Linked DNA regions of Homo sapiens: region 1 is linked to region 2. The links are chromatin contacts, found by Hi-C in ENCODE. All regions are on one chromosome and are shown on one strand. The core of a region is the stretch at or near the end of the contact, and the rest is flanking DNA. Distances in the headings are between cores, read along the strand shown. Region 1 has its middle 62 kb from the start of POU2AF1. Region 2 overlaps LOC105369489 (a long non-coding RNA gene).

Region 1 (2,700 bases), core at 75-2,574, 440 kb after region 2:
CATTCCTAGGTCAGTTTTCCTATTTACTTCAGCACTTCACCTATAGGAGTCATAGAGCCATCCCAAGCAAAGAGCCTCTAGAAGACCCTTTCAAAGACATGCTCAGCACTTTACGTTTTGGCTCCAGCTCCTCCGCCCGGTCATTTTGAGAATGAGCCATGATCCTCCATCTCTCATATTGATGCGGGAATTGGAAGTTGGTCATTGAACTGGTGGCCTGAATAGGGGTGCCCCAGCCATCTTGGTTATCTGTTTTTGTGTAGCAAACAATCTCAAAACTTAGCAGCCTAAGACAACGGTTGTTTTATTTTATCTCACAGTGCTGTAGTTCAGAAACCTGTTCAGGGCTCAGCTGGGTAAGTCTGCTCTGTTGGCATTGGCTGGGGTTACTCTGTGATCTGGGATCTAAGATGGTTTCATTTTCATGGCTGGTGACTTAGTGAGTATGGCTAAAAGGCTTGGCTCAGCTGGGACTGTTGAGCAAAGGGCCTGCACATGGCCTCTCCAGCCTAGCAGATCAAGGCTCCCAGAGAGAGTGTCCCAAAAGAACTCTGCAGAAGCTTCAAGCCTTCACATGACCTAGGCTCTAAAATCCCAGAATCTCACTTCTGCTACATTCTATTAGTCAAGCAGATTCAAAAGAAAAGAAATTGCAACATCTTTAATCTGTCACACCAGCTAAAGAGGTCTTTTCAGAAGCCACCAGCCCCTGTAACTAGTTCAGAGACAGAGTTTCCTGGTCCCAATGTCTAAATAACCTATCCTTGCAAATAGAACATCACAGTTACCAGCCTGCATGTACTAGGAGCTGACATCCTTTCCATTCTTTCCCCAGAGACTCAAACCAACATCCTACCCCTGGGCGGTGTCCCCATTTGACCCCGTTTGGCCTGCCTCTTACCTACCTTGGCTGTTGGCAGGAACTTTGGTTTTTCTCAGTTGCTGCCAGACCTAGATCTGCCCTTTTCAGATTTTTGTTCACAGATAGCTTTAGATGGGAGATAAGGAAGCTTGAGTCAGGTCAGTGCTGAGGCGAAGATGCTGCCCCAAGACAGGGGGAATGCCCCAGACTTGTCCCATCCAGCCCTTGCAGAATGGCACCAGCAACAAGCACCTGCTGTAGAGAAGGGTTGTCACTATGTTGCAGCTCTGAGACTCTACAGAAGTCAGAGGTGGGTCATGGAGATGAGGGGACAAGGAGAGTGAGGAGGGGATAGGTGACTATCTGCCACACCACTTAGGTACTGAGTCACATCAACATGTATGCAATACCTGGTCAGACAGGCACCCGCAGACCCATCTGGCCCAGACCAGCTGCACTTTCCCAGGCTTAGGCTGGGAGTGGCAGTCATCTGGCAGAGTCTTGGTTCCTGGAGTGAGGGCACAAGGTCACACAGGCCAGGGCCAGAGACCGCTCTCTTTTCTTTTTTTTTTTTTTCACAAATACATTTCAAATGTTATTATGAAATATGCAAGCCATACAAAAAGGAATGAAGAATACAATAATAAACACCCATGTACCCACAACCTAACTTAAGAAATAAAATATTAGCAAAGAAAATCTCATAATGTAATATCTCAGGGCTCTGGGGAGTAGGGGAGAGAACAGGGTCTGCTCATGTTCCCACAGGAAGGAAGGAGTATTGAGAAGGAAGAGAGAAGCAAACTAGAGCATCAGCAGCGGCTCCTCCGAGAGAGAGATGGCTCCTTGAGCACCAGAGTCAAGGGAGATTTTATGGGCTTGGGAACAGACCACAGAGAATACACCACCCTTCTTCTTTCAACTCTCAGCTCAGAGACTTCCCAGATCCCACAGTCTGAATTAGTCATGAGTTCCTTAGAGATGCCTTACGGATTGACTTCTCTGTCCTTGTCTGCTCTTGGGCTGTTTATAATATATCCATGCCTCTCCCACGCCTGACTATAAACTCCGTGACTGTGCCTCGCTTTTGATCTCATGAAGTTCTTGTACAGGGTAAGAACTCCTTGTTATTGACTTGAATGTGTGACTAATCCTGGGAAACCCCCATGGTTGACGGGCAGGGGACAGAAGCATTAACAGAAAGGGAAAAGCAAAGCGAGTTGGGCCGGGCATGGTGGCTCACGCCTGTAATCCCAGCACCTTGAGAGGCTGAGGCAGGCAGATCACTTGAGGTAAGGAGTTCAAGACTAGTCTGGCCAACATGGTGAAACCCCATCTCTACTAAAAATACAAAAATTAGCCAGGCATGGTGGTGCATGCCTATAATCCCAGCTACTCAGGAGGCTGAAGCATGAGAATCACTTGAACCCGGGAGGAGGAGGTTGCAGTGAGCCGAGATCGCACCAGTGTACTCCAGCCTGGGTGACAGAGCAAGACTCCATCTCAAAAAACAAAAAAAGAAAGAAAAGTGAGTTGAACATAAGAGACCAGAGCATAGCTAACACCCAGACTTTGGTTTCTAATAACATTCTCCAATAAAAAGGAACCAGAACTCCTTGGGGATATGGCCAATTCTAGGACGGGGACAGGAAATATACGAGATGAGATCAGGTGCGGTGGCTCACGTCTGTAATCCCAGCAATTTGGGAGGTCGAGGCAGGTGGATCACTTGAGGTCAGGAGTTTGAGACCAGCCTGGCCAACATGGTGAAACCCCATTTCTATAAAAATACAAAAAATTAGCCAGGCATGGTGGTGCACAGCTGTAGTCCCAGCTAC
Region 2 (2,700 bases), core at 29-2,528:
CCTAAAGAAAGCATAGGTTCTTCTCTCTGCTTATCCCAGGGTGGAGGGGCCTCCTGTTGGCAAGAAGTGCCCTGGACATAACAGGACTGCCTTCCCAATGGGGGTATCATGTATTGCTCAGGAAGGCACAGAGCCAGTAGCCTCAATGAAGGGCAAGCCCCTCTTTGTGCAGACCCCACTGGTTATGACTCTGAGGCTCACAGAAAGTTCCACTCACTGAAACCCCACCAGAAACAATCAGTCCCAATATAGTGTGAAAGAAGAGCTTCACTTAAAAACCATCATTAAAACTTTCACTCCCACTATCACTATGTTGTTAGCACCCTCAATTAAAGCAGAGATTTCCCTCCTGGAAATCACTATGAGTCTGTTACAATCACTAGGTCCCTGATACAATGAAAATATTTTCCTTGAAAGAGGCAACATTCATCCAGAATTACCATTGGACCTATATTTCATATGAGGGATATTGCTTATAACCTCTCATTGAGTACTATGCATCCGTTATAATAATTCTTGAAAACCACTATAGGATGTTGATATTCTTATTCCTTTCTGCAGATAAGGAAACCTAGGTTCCATTAAGGTTCAGAAACTTGCCTCCAAGATGTCATAGAGCTATTAGGTGTAAGACCCATCACTCCTGTACACCAGTGTGGATTATCTCAGGCAAGCCATCATTACCTACTAGGGAGGAAGGAATGGTCATAAGAGAGATGGGGACAGCTCCAGCATTCTGTATATGGGGGTCTTCGGGATGACAATCTGGTTGGGGCAACATGGAGGTGGTTTTTTTTTTTCTTTCCAGAAAATTCTCTTGGAAGCTATGGTTACATTGCAAACTCATATTTTAAAAAAACTCAGTTGGAGTGACTTGAAGAGGAGATTGATGGAACTTGTAGGGGAGTCTAAGATCACCAACCACCCCTGAGTAATGACCTTAAGCCACCATTAGGTTTATCCAATAGCATTTGTTTAAGCAGTTTCCATGTGCCAGGCTCTATGCTGGAAACACACAGTTGGCCCTTTGCTTAAGTCACTCAAGAAAACCAGGGGGAAAGAAGTAGCACTGACAAAATTATGTCATCATTTGAAAGGTGGCAATTCAGAAATATCCAAGATTCACAGTAAGAGTAAATCCTATGGCTTTCCTTTTTATGGTTCTAATCTAAATGATCATTATCATCTCTCAGGACTAGAGATTTTATTTTTCTCACAGAGTATGTGGTCTCCAGGCACACAGCTTGCATAAATCCTGAACACATTCCTCAAGGCTTTATGATGTGTGTGTGTGTGTGTGTGTGTGTGTGTGTGTGTGTGTGTGTGTGTGTGAAAGAGAACAGAGAGAGAGAATGTTACAGGGAGGATGCATGACTCCCTGCTGTGATCTGACAACATTCAGGAAATTTAGAGTTAACATTCTTACAGTCAGCAGTCGCATAGGAGACTGGGCCTCAATCTCTGCATTCCTGGGCTGTCGTCGGCTTCACGATTTCAATGTGCCTCAGTGTCTGTTTTGTATTTAACTCTGCCCCACATATAACACCACAAGACCTGTCCGTGGTTTTGCTGTTAGAGAATGGTTAATATCTAAAGAGGGTGGGTGCCCTCACCAAGCACCCCCAGGGGAGATCTCAAGCTAGAAAGATAATGATCACTTTCATGGAGAAAACCACACAGGCACAAACACCAGAAACTGATATTTAAACCCCGAACTCATAAGGGACCCCACGTTTTCCCATTAGCTGGCTTTGTCTGTTTCTCCTCATCAGCAAACATATGCTCTCCATGGAACCAGCCCAGCCCATCTGAACCAGTTACTATTTCTGTAAGAAGTAGGAGGGGGAGGAGAAAGGGAGAAGAAATTTTACATTACCATTCTCATGCGGTGCTATAAATATTTGCCACAGAAAGCCATGAGGTCTCATTTGCATGAATGATACCACAAAAGCCAACTGTGCCTCTGTGAACTAAGGCCTCTCTCACTCTGTCCTGAGTGCACTGCTTAAATATTGGGGTGGGCTCTTTGATTAGAGAGATCTTAGTTTGACTCCCAGCTCTGCAACATAACATTGTATGACCTTGAGAAACGTAATTGACTTCCATTTCCCAATTTCAACTATCCCATTCTCTCACTACCGTCTTCTACCTGCCAATTCCCTGCCACCACCAGTAGTTCAACAACACTTTGACTCCTACCAAGATCTTGTTTTATTGATCTATACAAGTGTTTCACCATCCCTTACCTCTTGCATGGCCTCCTTTTATTCATTATTCATTTAAAAACGCCACGGCCATTCAGTAATTCTTGAGTGTATTTTTAATTTCCTTGTCCCTCTCCTTTGGCATATTTGCTTGGCTAAATGAGAAACCTAGTTACATCCACCTCTTTGCCTCTTCCTCACCTGAGCCTGTAGCGTTGGACATGTTTGGAGAAAAACACATAATCTTACTGACTAGTCTCATTAAGTTTATGACTACCATCTTCAGCTGTGCCTTCTGCTGCCTGGCAACCACTCTGCCTCCCTAGCCAGTTCACTGTCTCATTTTCCTAGCTGAGGATCTCATACGTCCTCTGTTCTCTTAAACCCCCTACCCCCACTCTCCCTCTCAATTACTGGCTTTGCTTCCTGCTTTCCCGAGAAAAATGAAGAGAGAATTTCCACAAACTCCCACTTCCGCCTCTACCCATCTCCCTAT

Evidence for each region. A loop is a pair of places that touch in the nucleus more often than their neighbours do. Pooled maps may share reads with other maps.
Region 1: a map with no recorded cell type shows a loop between it and region 2 (5-fold over the local background). The contact joins two enhancer-like sites. A Hi-C loop is called at or near these places in 1 of 168 maps with a recorded cell type or tissue (vagina), 3 of 37 single-sample maps with no recorded cell type and 3 of 50 pooled maps.

What each region holds. Positions count from the first base shown.
Region 1 is chr11:111,439,692-111,442,391 of GRCh38, forward strand. It overlaps a transcript of BTG4 not described here. Among named protein-coding and RNA genes, the nearest start is that of POU2AF1, 62 kb to the left of the region's middle. RefSeq lists enhancers at 1-193, 1,030-2,229. Within about 2 kb of position 1,325, at least 4 of the 41 ENCODE cell types and tissues checked have a DNase peak (open chromatin) inside an H3K27ac peak, as active enhancers do.
Region 2 is chr11:111,003,858-111,006,557 of GRCh38, forward strand. The region is part of intron 2 of LOC105369489 (a long non-coding RNA gene); the gene reads right to left. Among named protein-coding and RNA genes, the nearest start is that of LINC02550, 92 kb to the right of the region's middle. Within about 2 kb of position 1,279, at least 3 of the 41 ENCODE cell types and tissues checked have a DNase peak (open chromatin) inside an H3K27ac peak, as active enhancers do.